Linked DNA regions of Homo sapiens: region 1 is linked to region 2. Evidence: chromatin loops called from intact Hi-C (ENCODE). Cell type or tissue: K562. All regions are shown on one strand. Links, peaks and the distances in the headings refer to the core of each region. The heading gives the core; the rest is flanking DNA.

Evidence for each region. Hi-C counts contacts between places; a loop is a spot of excess contacts. Peaks named below come from ENCODE experiments on the same cell type or tissue, not always from the same donor. Only the 100,000 strongest peaks of a DNase experiment are listed, where the experiment ranks them.
Region 1: it touches region 2 in a loop (15-fold over the local background); 2 of 110 quality-filtered maps call a loop at or near these places.

Annotation. Positions count from the first base shown.
Region 1 is chr1:221,735,893-221,741,810 of GRCh38, forward strand. It overlaps DUSP10 (dual specificity phosphatase 10), which reads right to left. Exons shown (of 4, transcript NM_007207.6): 2 at 3,042-3,895. The coding sequence starts at 3,852. Among named protein-coding and RNA genes, the nearest start is that of DUSP10, 3.2 kb to the right of the region's middle. RefSeq lists enhancers at 2,622-2,851, 4,734-4,873, 5,267-5,904, 5,905-5,918 and a silencer at 5,184-5,233. In K562, for the core only: no CTCF peak of the experiment used is centred there; no DNase peak of the experiment used is centred there.
Region 2 is chr1:223,723,029-223,731,160 of GRCh38, forward strand. All of the region lies in intron 2 of CAPN2 (calpain 2), which reads left to right. Among named protein-coding and RNA genes, the nearest start is that of CAPN2, 15 kb to the left of the region's middle. RefSeq lists an enhancer at 4,463-5,123. In K562, for the core only: no CTCF peak of the experiment used is centred there; DNase peaks (open chromatin) are centred at 3,583 and 3,883.

The sequences.
Region 1 (5,918 bases), core at 363-2,862, 2.0 Mb before region 2:
TAAAAATCAGCTTTGAGTAAAACAATATAATTCTTTCAAAGACCTCACAAATCCCTAAATATTTATTCATTTGGATCATTTTCACCAGGTTGAAGAGAAGCACAGGTCTGATGCCATTTATTCTTTAGAAGATGAGACTAAAACATAGATTCTAGCATAGGTCACAACAGGGAGGGCACTGTAAATTAGAACAGTAACTTAATCCCAGGGGCTGCCATGCCTCTGATCGGTTTCTTCCCAACCTGACACAGCATTACTAAAATGGCAAGTTAGCAGCCGCTCTACTTGACAGACAGCACCAAAAATGGAGAGTATGGCATGGAGACAGGGGGACAAGGATCTTGGACAGGGAGGGTAGCAACCAGTGTTTACAAACATAAACCAGAGCATCAGATGGGCCAGCCATAAATTACCCAAGATTGTACTGAAATCTCTGAAAATAAACTAACAAGCCTTTAGAAGTTTCCTCCTTATGTTCTAACTATGCCCCCCTCCCACCAACTTCCCTGCAAAAATTACTCCTTCCGAAATGGTACCACTACCACTCTTGCTGAAACACAATCTTATCACCAAGGGAGGGGATTACTCAAATAAATCTGAGAGGAGAAGCCAGACCAGAATGGTCTGCTTGACCCACTCAAGAATCTGAGAGAAGTCTGCTGGTCATGCCTTTGGGGAATGCCCACCCCGTCTTTCACCACAGTGGTGCTATGGTATTAATCTCTGGTTTACCAAGTTGAAAGGATAACGAAGGGCATTCTAATATTGACCCATTCCTTTCCCTTCTTTTCCATCTTGGTCCCAATTTTAGGCCATTCTCCCAAAAGATACCAAAATGATAATGATAATTATAAAGTAGAATATAGACCCCTTCACTCCTGAACTACATATTTTCAATGAAATTCCCAGATATTTGAAGAAAAGGCCCCCAAAACTACAAATAATCTAACCTCTACCACCAGAGCATCTTCCAAGTCGACTGCCGCGGTGTCTCACCAACTCGAAAATGACGAGGCCTCGCAGTGGCTGCCCAGGGCGCCCAGTGGTGAGGTCAGCAGTGTGTCCTGCCCCGCCCCATTGAGGCAATCTTACTCTGACACTGAGGAAGAAGTCTAGGCTGTCCAGAATCTCAGCTGCATCCACAGGAAAGGGAGAGAGGATCCTCACTTTCACAAGTAGCACCCAGGAGATTCATTTCTCAATGACTGATGGGTCACCCCTATCCACAACTCCACCCACTGCAAAATAGAGAGTAGGGTCTGCAACTCCTTGTAATCATCCCCATGATTAGGAGGTCTAGGATCATCTTGATCCGTGTTGTTTCCTCTCTTCAGATCATGAAGACACAAAAGACTTGCTTTTTATCATGAACACCTGCTCTGCGTGAGAAAAGAGGAGATCATCATGATCATTGGCTATCCTCCTCTTTGCTCCCCAAGACAAACTATTACAAATGGGAAATTCCTCGGTAGGATTTTCTCATTTGTAAGAGGCTAGACACATCAAGATTATGGTAAGACAATAGCAGGGTAAATATCCTGGGAATCACTCAAAGTCAACCATACAAGAATACAGAAACAATAAAATACAGAGCTATATGGAGGAAATCTGAACATATTTGTGACCTCAAGAAAACCCACCACAACCACCACGACCAGGAAATGTCTAGAAGCTTCTGGAACTCTCTACATACAATTCTTTCATGTTCTCCTTCCCAGCAAAGCCCACCAGCCCTAAGGAGAGATGTGCCTTTGTGGTAGTGTAGCCCCATGAGGGCAAGTTTGAGGAGAGCGGAGGGTGGGAAGAGGAGATTGTGTCAGTGGAATTCAGAACTATAATTCCCAGAACACTGCTTAACAAAAGGCAGAATGCCCCACTGGGAAGACAAGAAGGAGAATGGCAAAGCTGTCCCATAGAGACAAAATAACTAACTTGCTCACCCACATGTCCTATTGCAATTTAAATATGCAATGTGTTCAAACTCAGCAACACCTTTGGTCAACACACTTTAGGAGACTGGTTGGAGATGTGACCCAGAAACTGCGTACCTTGGCTCAGAACACAAGAGGAGAGAAGAGAGAAGACGACTATCTCTCACTACCACCACCAGGTAAAAGATGCCGAATGAGAGTGATGTACAGTGCCCCAAAAGTCAGTATCTGAGGGCAAAGAGGTGCAACTAGGCTGGGCACAGGATGCAGGCTACTTGGAAAGGTTAGGCAACACGGTATGGAAGGTGCTCCGAGAAGAGTGGTGAATAATTCCTTCTGCCAGAGCTCAGTTCTGCTAATCTCAGTTATTCTGCATTCAGTATACTGGGGCAAGTGACCCATTACTCCATCTTGGGAGGAGCCATGATGCCAACCGTTGTCAGGTGAGGCCAGAAAAAACAATGGGTTGGGGAGTGTTTCATAAAAACGTCTCTGTTCCCTTGGAGCCTTGGCAGAGGAATGGATGTAATTGGTGAACTTATACTTTATATGGGGCCTTAGAATAAGAAGCTCTGCCCTTCTTCAAGGTCACTTTATAAACCACATAAAAGTCAAGCTGGTCAGAAAGGTGAGAAAGAGAAAGAATTTCCCACAGTAAGAACTGGTACCTGTAGGTTTACTTGTAGTTCACCATAGTTGCTCCTTCCTCTGTTCCATCAACATTGGTTAAGTCTGAGAGACAATAACTTTCCAACTAGTGATTGATTGGAATAGAGCTAGCAGACCAGGCATGACTTGAGATACCATCTGGTGTGTATAAAGCCCCTTTTTAGAAAGATGAGAAAACAGTCCCAGAGAGGTGAAATGACTTGCACAATGCAAATTAGAACCCAAATGAAGGGTAGAACCCAGATCTTCTGGCTTCCAGTTCAGTGCTGCTGGGTTTTTCTTACTAAACCAAAACAATAAAGAGCATAGAAGGGAAGAGAAGAATAAAGTCTATTTTGGTCTTTGGTAGCCAGGGTAAGGAGAATGCTGTCACTCTACGAGAAAACCCAAAGTGAACCCGGCTAATCAGGACCGTGCTTGGGAAGGGAGCAGGGGCATTACCTTTCAACACCAGAGGTTCTTTGCCTTCTCTCTTCAGGGACTCGAGGACTATGTGAAGTGGCTGGGAGGGCATCACTCGGCTTGGTTCATTGGTATTCTCATCATAAACTATAATTTCTTTGGAAAAGATCCTCTTGAAAGAGTCCTTGCCTTCCCTACAGGAAATCAAGTCTAGGACAGTGATCTTGCCCTGCTGCAGTCTCCGCCGGCTGATCTTATCGGCACAGTTAATGTGGACAGCTCCTTGGATGTGACTCTTGTTGTACTCCATGAAGGGCCTGCAGTCAATGATGACAGGGCCCTGACTCGGCAGGTGACTCTTGCTGCATTTGGTCATCTTCTTTGCCAAGTCATTGGGGTAGATTATTTTGATGCTGGCTAGCTGCTTGGGGGTCCCTGACACAGGGCTGCCCACCCCACTTGATGGACTTAGAGAGCCTGTATTCTCATTATTGTTGACCATCTGGTTAGCAGGGCAGGTGGTAGAGGTTCCGATGGCAGTGGTGGTGGTGCCAGCGGCAATGGCTTGGGTTTGGGCCTGATTGTCCTTGTCGTAGGTTGCCACAGTGCAGCAGCTGGCACTGCTGCATCCACAATTCAGCGAGCGGGCAGAGCCGCTGGATGAGGGCATATACGTCAGATTCGCAGCCTTGAGGGACACAACGGTGGTGGCGATGACAGGAGGGTGGCTGTTACTGCCTGGGTTGGCAGAGCCAAGGTAACTAGAGTCTAAACAAAGGTTGAGATCCTGAGGTCGGACGGGCCTAGATAGTGCCACTACTACCCTGTCGTCTAAAGGAGACGGAGGCATGAGGAGGCTGAAAACTGGCAATTCAAGAAGAACTCAAGACAGTCTGTAAAGAAGGGGAAGGGGGAAAGAAAGAATAAAGTCACGTGACACAAAAGGCAGTCTCATCCAATCCCTGGGAAAGACCTTTGCATCCCTCTGAGCAAAGTCGTCCTAATTGCCCTTTATCATACCATTATCAAAACTTGAAATTCATTTTTATGTATTCAAAGAGGATGCAAACCTGAGGGCTCCAATCAATTTGGTTGCTAAGTCTAAGGTTAAATTTGGATGTAATGTTGTAAATGTTAATGAACAACCTTTCCTGGACCTACATAAAAGTTCAGCTGTAGAGAAGGTATAAGCACAAATAATTAGAAAAGCTGAAGACAGAAGGGAGGCTCTTAAGAGGCATCTATTCTGAACCTCAGCTCTCGGGCAGAAGTACACTGCAAACATCTGAGAAAGACCCATTTGTCCACCCTTGCATGCTTGCCATTTAATTCCCTCACTCGCTGCAAAGGCAAAGGGGTAACCAAGAGCACTGGCATGGTTCACAGAAAGGTACAGCAGCTAAATATACATCAGGGTGGATGTCAACTTTCTGCAAATCCCCTTAAGTGAATCTCTTTAACTTGGAGCTATTCTTGCCTTCCATTCTCTATTGGGGTCCTTTGAAAAGCACAACATAGTCATACTAAAACCTCACATGTTGTCTTTTGGCCTCTTATAAATTAATCTGCATTTCCCCTTTTCACTACTAACTGGTGTCCTAAAACGAAATCTCAAGCCATGGAGCCAGATCTGGAAACCTGGAAACCCCAGCCCCGGCAAATCCCTCACCCTTTGCTCTCTCACCTGCCCCCGCCCTCATTCCTGCCTGGAAAGGACAACTTGGGCTCTCCTCCCCTCTTCATCTCCCTGGCTGGCACAGACTGTGCATCCTAGAGCTTCTCTCAATGGGAGGCAGCCACGTTGTATAAGGTTTCAATCCCATACAGATATCCCCCCTTCAAGAGTACTGATTCCGTAAAGAGGACCTCCCAATTAGCCTGTACTCGTTGAAAGGGACAGTGAATTGTTGCCCACCGGATCTATCTCTGATTTCAGAGTGTCTGCAAAAAGACAGCTCCTTCCTCCTGTAGGCACAGGGGCACTCTACAACTCAGGCTTGCTAACTCTTCTTCTTCTATTAGACATGCACATAGCAAAGACGCCAAACCCCACGCCAAGAGACGCTCACCTAAACGAACTTTAAGAGCTATCAGGAAAAATGCCATCTATCATCCGTCTACACACGACCGTCACCATTCTCATCCGTCTACACACGACCGTCACCATTCTCTGACACAGAACCAAAGTGTCACAGGCGGAATCCACACTCACGCGCGCACACGGGGCACGCACCCATCACGTCGGCAGATCTCCAACGACTCGGGTTTCTCTCACCCACCTTTGGATGGGAGCGAAGGAGTCAACCCCCCTTCCCTTGCGTAGTATTTTTTCTGAAGAGCGAGTTCTATTCCAGAAGCTATAACTGTTTCCCGGTTGGACCAAGCGGTGAAAGTCTTTGCTATTGTGTTACCTGGTAGGACACGTCCAGGATCAACATACCATTTCTTCTGAGAGGGACGCATAAGCGTGTTCACAGAGACACGCGCTGGGACCCCCACCTCCACACAGAGTTCAAGGCTCACACACACACACACGGAGTGTATAGAGAGACCTGCATCCCTGCAGCAGAGGGTCGGGCGTACATACTGCCCGTGAAACCATCCAGTCTGGCCCAGAAAATCTCCCAGAGAAATACTGAGCTATCCCCTCTCCCTTCCACCACTAGGCAAGAGCTGGAGAGAAAATTAAGTGGTTAGAGAATGCTTCTTCCCCATTCCTGGAGCACTTAACATCCCCCCGCCCCCCGCTTCACTCCTCGGCACACAGCGCACTAATGAGCCCCGAGCATTTAAAACTGCCGCAAAGCATCCCAACAAACCTCATTTTTTCTTCGCCCCAAATCCAAGTAGACTGCAGGGAGTAAACGCACAGGGTAGCAGGAGCCAACGGCCGGAACCTTATAACCCTACCTGCTG
Region 2 (8,132 bases), core at 2,351-4,850:
GGTGCCTTTTTAATAAGTATGCAGTGGCTCACACCTGTAATCCCAGCACTTTGGGAGGCTGGGGCAAGAGGATCGCTTGAACCCGAGTTTGGGACCAGCTTGGGCAACATAGCAAAACTCTGTCTCTACAAAAAAATTACCTGGGCTTGGTGGCACATGCCTGTCGTCCCAGCTACTCGGGAGGCTGAAGCAGGAGGATCACTTGAGCCCAGGAGGTAGAAGCTGCTGTGAGCCGTGCACTCCAGCCTGGTTCTGGAGCCACTGCACTCCAGCCTGGGCAACAGAGGGAAAACTTATCTCAAAAAGTAAATAAATAAGTACCCATGTAGTTAAAATGTTTAAAGACTAGCAAATAGATGTTGGCTGGTTTGATGGAGAAAGTAAATCCATTCTTTTTCTTAAAAATGATCTCTTCACCACCAGTCCCAGCACCCCCCTTACCAGCCTCCCAGGGCACTGTCCATGGCTACATTGTCCATGGGCCATCATGTCCCCTCGGCTTCTCTTCTGGTTGTAAATGCTCTTGCACTTTTCTCCCTTGTGGCTGCCGTCCACACTCCCAGCTGCCTTCCCTCTGCACTTAAGATCTAAGATCTTAGAGACGAGATGAGACATCTCTTGCCTTCGTGCATCTAAGACAGCTCATCAACAGGTCCAGGTGAACTGCTAACACTGCTGTGTTGCTTGGAGGCCCCTGTCCCACCCTGGCTGCCTCAGCTTTGGCCATGGTACCCACGGTCTCCAGCTACATCAGATGCCTGAAGAACAAATCTCTCCTTAGCTCTCCCTGCCCCCTCTCCAGGAATAGGAGCAGTGGGACCCCCTTCAAGAATCCCCCATTTCCCATATACTTTCCTGCAAAGCCACAGGGCGTGCAAAGTGGGATTCCAGGGCTCCAGCCTGCTCCCCATGGGCCTCTGGATCCAGGGGTGACTCTTTGCCTGTTTGGGTGCCTCTTTAGATTTTCCACCAGCTTCCTGTGGCCAGGAGCCAGACCACGCCCCTATACGGCCATAGTTGTCTTATCTTGTCTCTGAGATTAGAAGGTTGGAACAGATTTTCCTGATGCCCCACTACTTCTGACATTCTGTGACTTTAGAATGTTACCTTCCTCGACAGCCCCCTGCACCCTCACACATCTGGCTTTAGCTGGACTGGTGTTTGTGAGGAATTATATCTCCACCTTGTTCAGCACCAGTCCCCAAGAAGACCAGCCAAGGGACACTCATCTGGGGATTTGAGAAATGAAGGACCGTGGGTTCCATGAGGTCTGTTGGGGTCCTGGCTAGCAACACTGTCTGGATGATTGAGCCCCAGGAGGAGGTGGCCTGGCCAGCAGGTGTGCAGTGAGGCCACTTCTAGACCACCCCTGTCCCATAGAGCTTCTAGTGATGATGGAAACCGTGTATATCTGCACTGCTCCAAACAGCAGCACTAGCCCTGTGTGGCTGTGGAGCACTTGAAATATGACTCATGCAACTGAGAAACTGAATTTGTAATTTTATTTAATTTAAATGTAAATAGCCACATGTTCCTTGTGGCTGCTGCACTGCACAGCAGCAGACTGTTGCGCTCTGGAATCCAGCCTCTCAGCCTTTACTCTCCAAAGCGGGATAGTATTCACATCAGAGCCAAACAATGCACAGACGTCAATAAACAGGCAGGGCATGGTGGCCCATGCCTGTAATCCCAACACTTTGGGAGGCTGAGGTGGGAGGGTCCCTTCAGCCCAGGAGTTCAAGACCAGCCAAGCAACATAATGAGAACCCATTTCCACAAAAAAAAATTTTTTTAATTAGCTGGGCATGGTGGTGTGCACCTGTAGTTCCAGCTACTTGGGAGGCTGAGGTGGGAGGATCACTTTGAGCCCAGGAGGTCAAGGCTGCAGTGAGTCGTGATTGCACCATGACATTCTAGCCTGGGTGATGGAGTGAGACCTTGTCTCAAAACAAACAGCTAAACCTACATCAATAAACATCTGTAAATATCAGGGTAGCGAATGAGGACTTGGTGTCTGGCAGTTAGGGACTGGCCTCTTATTCTGCCACATACTGGCTCTGTCATTTTGAGTGGATCACTATCCTCTTCACACCTCAGTTTCCTCATCCGTGAAATGAAGATAATAATAGTGCCTACTATCAAGACCATCCTGGCTAACACGGTGAAAACCCATCTCTACAAAACTACAATATGAAATACAAACAATTAGCCGGGCGTGGTGGCATGCACTTGTAGTCCCAGCTACTCAGGAGGCTGAGGCAGGAGAATCGCTTGAACCTGAGAGGTGGAGGTTGCAGTGAGCCATGATCGCACCACTGCACTCCATCCTGGGCAATAGAGCGAGACTTCATCTCAAAAAAAAAAAAATTGTGTCTACCTCAGAGGACTGTAAAGATGAAATGAAATAATAGACATATAAAGCTCAGAGCTCCAGAGGCTGGTACATAGTAAAGGTTTAATCCATGCAGATTGCACGTTCTCTTTGGGGACAGTACAGCTGGAGGGGAGTACTGTCAAATGAGGTCGCGTCGCTGAGGTGGAGACACATTGTGGCACATCTTGAATACCCGACTGGGTCCCAGCTTTAGCACTTGACATTGGCGGCCACCTAAGTTTTGGAGAGGGGTATGACAGAGGAGGTGGTGTCCCAGGGGGAAGGTCCGGAAACTCAGAGGAGTTTCCTGCTGTAATTTTCTTTGGTCACACAATGGTCATGGCCTCCTGATGTTTCCCACAAAGGGCCAGAGGCCCTTCAGTGCCAAGGAACGTGGACTCTCTCCTATCCCAGCACATACACGTGCTTCCAGTACCTTGTGATCTCTAGCCATAAGTTTCCACTCACCCATCTGCGAAATGGGAACAATGACGATGTTTGCGTCCTTTCTTTTTCTTTTCCTACAATGCAGGGAACTTTAAGACTATGTGACAGAAAGGTGCCACTGGAACCCAGGGCCTCGTGGGTTTCCTCCGTCTCTCGGGAGACCAGGATCCGAGTGAGAAAGTTTCCCACGTTCATTCTTGTTGGGCCCATTCTCAGGATGATGTTTCTCCTGTATTTTGCTACCCCAGCCCAAGCAAGACTAGTAGTTCAGCTTTGTGAATCCCCTCAGGAAGTCAGGAAAATAGATACTGTCTTTGGGCTTCCTCCAGGAGCTAAGAAAGGAGAGTTCCTGAAGAGCAGGAATTTAAGACAGGAATTGGCAGCCGAGGGCAAGGTTCCACCTCCTCCTCCCTTCTTCTGTGGGGTCTGTGATGAGAGCAGGGATGGGGAGGAAGAGGGTGGGTTTGCCTGCGCCTGGGGGGAGGGCAGCCATCAGGAAGGAGCAGCCACCTCTGCTGGGGTACTGGAGATAAAAACTCTGATATTGACTAGTGACCGTGGGGGCGATGGCCCAGGAGGGTCAGGGCTGCAGGGAACAGGGACACAAAAACGACAAAACATGCAACAGGTTATGTCCTTCTGGTCCAGGGCACGGCTGAGACAGGCAAGGGACTAGAGAGAGGAAGAGTGAATGTCAAGCCCCAGCACCCTCGCCTCCCTCCCATCCTCCCTTTTAGGGCCTCCCTTCTGGCAGATAGGGCAGGGAGAAGGGAAAGGAAAGGCCTGGGACACGTGGTTTGGATCACTGGCTGTGGCTCACAGTTCTGATGTGTGTGCAGTTTAGGGAAGGAGGCTGAAGACTTCTTGTTAATAAGGGTGGGGCATGAGTAAAATGGAGGATCTGCCCCCTCCCCTCCCAGCCCCTGATACAAATGAAGGATGATTGTACATGCATGGGGAATTCCACTTTGGGGGTATCCTTTTCTGGGCTGCTGCCAGACTCTGAAATGAGTAACAAAGGGATGGCCCAGGGTGACTCATCAGCTACCCTCTCGCAGGCCTAGCACGCTGGCGGGGTGTGCATTTCCTCTAGAGAAGCCCCTCCCTGCCAGTTTCAGAGGGATGGCCCTGAATTGGCTTTTCAGAGGTTCCTTCTCCTCCCTTCCAAAGCGAAGACCCACAGCTGCCTGAAAATGTGGCTCTCCGCCTTCTTGGGCTGCCTAGGACCTTGAGAGATGTGTCTCTCTGGGACAGGGTGTCAGGTCTGCTGGAGATTGTTAAAATGCTGTTGTCTCAGGAAGGGTGAAATTTAGCCAGGAGCAGTCTTCAGTAGCTTGGTCTGTTTATCGTGTATCTAGCTGTCAGCATGCAAAACAAAAGAACAAAAGGTCTAAAGAAATATAACGCAAAACAGGTACGATTTGAGATCCATCAGGGTTTCTCAACCTTGGCACAACTGACTGGATAATTGTTCATTGTAGGGGGCTGTCCTGTGAATTATAGGATGTTTAGCTGCATCCTTGGCCTCTACCCACACACCCCCGTGTGCCACTCAAAAATGTCTGCAGACCTTGCCAAATGTCCCCTGGGGGCTTGGCGGAGTTGGGGGGTGCATGGAATGCCCCCAGTTGAGAACCACTGGCAGAGCAGGAGTGAAGGGGGAGGTACTGTGGGGGTCACTGGGCACACAGAATGCCATTTGGGGAGCCTGGTGCAAGGGAGTGGCCGGATGGGAGGTAGGAATAGCAGTGGTAATCAGTAGGTGAGTTGCTGAAGACAAACTAAATATTCTTTCCAGCATTGCTTCAATCTAATCCAGCCGCAAGTATGAGTAAATACTGTAGGAAAGGAGAAAACATTGCATGTACGGGGTCAGGGCAGCATTGCTGGGATATTTGAGCCTGTGGGAGGGGAGCTTCAAGCTTCCCACTAGCATTGGGAGGAACACAGCAAAGGAGGAGAAGGGCCCTCCCTGCTTCTTGGAGAATGGTTCCACTGGCAGGCCATTCCGTCTGCTCAGCTTCCTAGCTCAGGTGCCTTTCCAAACCACACATCAGCAGGGAGACAGTGGGAACATCTCAGGTCCAGGGTACCTTGGGAACTGCAGAGCAGCTGGGTGGCCTGACACTGGCATTTCTCAGTGTTGGCTCCATTCTCTTGCTGGCACCCCCAGGTGGGAGACTCTGTTAGCAGGTGTATCTTACTATCCCTGGCTCCCTGGTATGCGTTACAGTTCAGACTCCCAAGCACAAGCTCCCTGTTTTGTCACACCTGTATCTAGTGTGTAACAATCCACCCCAAAACAAATGGCTTGAAACACAAGGCATTTTGTTCTCTCTCATGGTTCTGAAGGATGACGGGGCTGAGCTGGGCAACTCTCTCCCGCTCTCTCAAGTGGTTGCAATCAGATGGGGATGGGGACAGAGTCATCTGTAGGCCCCCTCAACCACATGTCTGGTGCCCGGGCTGAAGGGTGGATCAGCAGGGGTCCAGGGATCTCTGTCTCTTTTGTGGTCTCCCCATCACAGGGACTTGAAGGTAGCTGAACATCTTACAGCAGCTCATGTCCCAAGAGAAAGACCTGGGAGCTGTCTCATCTTTACGACCTAGGCTTGGAAGTCACATAGCATCACTTCTGCCATATCCTATTCATTGAGATCAATGAAGGCTCACCCAGGATCAAAGAGAAGGGACATGGAGCCCACTTCTAGATGGAGAGTGGCAGGGTTCTGGAAGAACATGTGAAACCAGAAACATTGTTGCCACCATTTTTGGAAGACACCACGATTCCTCCCCTTTGAATAATGGCCTTCTTGTCCTTTACCAGTAATAACCCAAGCTGCTTGGACATTAGCTCTTCATGGTTTGCGGGGTGGGGAGGATGTGTTTTCTGGGACTTCCCAAGGTACACAGTAGTGAAGGACTTCACAAGCTGGGCTGATGTGCCAGCTTCAGGACTCCACTCACCCCCAAGCGTTCTGAGATGCCCATGGGGCTCAGGAGCCCTGACTTGCACAAGCCAGCAACTGCCTTTCTGCTTCCATTCAGCCAGCTTTACTGGGCATCTGTTATAGGAAGAGCAGTGGGCTGAGACTTCAGCAAAAAAGACAAAAGCAAAACACAATCCCTTCTCTATACAAGGTTCTTCCCTTTCTGTGTCCAACCAGTCCCTCCATTCTCGGTCCTTAACTCATCACCAAGCCGCCATTTTCTTCTATTCCCCCATTACTCCAAGGCGGGCCTCAGTTCTCACCTGGAGTCTGGCTCAGGATGCCTACAGGTGGCCCCAGAATTGTAATGGCTTGACATGCAATTTTTCAGCTTTACAATGGCATGAAAGCAATACACATTTAGTAGAAACTGTACTTGAAGTACCCATACAACCATTCTGTTTTTCACTTTCAGTACAGTATTCAATAAATTACATTGAGTTGTTCAGCATTTTATTTTAAAACAGGCTTTGCCTCCTTAGATAATTTTGCCCAACTGTAGGCTACTGTAAGTGTTCTGAGCACAATTAAGGTAGGCTAGGCTAAGCTATGGTGTTAGGCAGTGTCAACAAAATAGTCAAATTCTGTGAAATATTTAAAGAGTTTATTCTGAGCCAAATATGAGTGACCAAAGCCTGTGACAAAGCCCAAGGAGGTCCTGAGAACCTGTGCCCAAGGTGGTTGGTTTACAGCTTGGTTTTATACATTTTAGGAGGACATAAGTTACAGGCAGACATCAATCCAGAAAGGCGGGACAACTTGAAGTGGATGGGGAAGGCACAGGGGCTGGAGGGGGCTCCGAGTCACAGGTGGATTCAGAGATTTTTCTGATTGGCAGTTAATTGAAAGCATTAAGTTACTATCTAAAGACCTGGAATCAAGGCCGGGTGCGGTGGCTCACACCTGTAATTCCAGCACTTTGGGAGGCCAAGGCGGGTGGATCACCTGAGGTCAGGAGTTCGAGCCTGGCCTGGCCAACATGGTGAAACCTCGCCTCTACTAAAAATGCAAAAATTAACTGGGCATGGCGGTGTATGCCTGTAGTCCCAGCTACTCAGAGGCTGAGGCAGGAGAATCGCTTGAACCCAGAAAGTGAAGGTTGCAGTGAGCCAGGATTGCACCACTGCACTCCAGCCTAGGAGACAAGAGCAAGACTCGCTCCCAAAAAACCAAAAAAAAAAAAAAAAAAAAAAAAACGAAAACCTGAAATCAGTTGAAAAGTGTGCCTGGGTTGAGATAAGAAGTTGTTAGAGACCAAGGTTTTTATTATGTAGATGAAGTCTCACAGAGGGCCACTCTCAAAGGCAATAGATGGCAAATGTTTTCTATTCAGACCTTTAAAAGGTGCTACTAGATGCTCAGCTAATCTCTTCAGGATCAGAAAAAGACCTGAAGGGAAGGTGATTCTCTACATCAAGCTTGTCCAACCCTCGTGCTGCCCAGGATGGCTTTGAATGTGGCCCAACACAAATTTGTGAACTTTCTCAAAATATTATGAGATTTTTTTTTTTTTTAGCTCATCATCTATCATTAGTGTCAGTGTATTTTATGTGTGGCCCAAGACAATTCTTCTTCTTCCAGTGTGGCCCAGGGAAGCCAAAAGATTGGACACCCCTGCTATAGAATGTAGATTTTCCCACAAGAGACAGCTTTCAGAGACATTTCAAAATCTGTCAGAAAAATATATTTTGGGCTAAAATACTTTGATTTCTTTCAGGGCCTGCTATCTGTCATGTGATGCTCTACTAGAGTGTGGTTGGAATTTGGTATCTTATTGCTAGGAAGAGTCTGTTTTGTGAGTCTTAAGATCTCTGTTTTCAGTTAAGGCTGGTCAGCTGTGCCTGAATTCCTAAAGGAGGAGGATAAAATGAGGCATGACGGACCTCCCTTCCCATCGTGGCCTGAACTTGTTTTTCAGGTTTACCTTGGAATCCCCTTGACTAAGGGGGCACCCATTCAGTTAGTTAAGGGGCTTAGACTTTGATTTTTAGTTTACAGTAGGCTGAGGTGTATTAAATGCATTTTCGACTTGCAATATTTTCAACTTCTGATGGATTTGTTCAGATGTAACCCCGTTGTAAGTTAAGGAGCATGTATACTTGTATCTAATCCACTTTGGGCATTGCTGCCAGAAAACCTGTCCTCAGGGAGCTATGGAAGTAGTGGAGGCAAATTATTAAATGGATGGATTAATTCCAAGTTCAGATCATGTTGGGAGTCAGCTGGGAGTCAGTGTGAGGATCTGGGAGGGGAACAGTAAGGGGTTAAGAGAGATACCCCAAAGGATGATTAAGGAGGGAGAGTTGGAAGGAAGGTTTCCC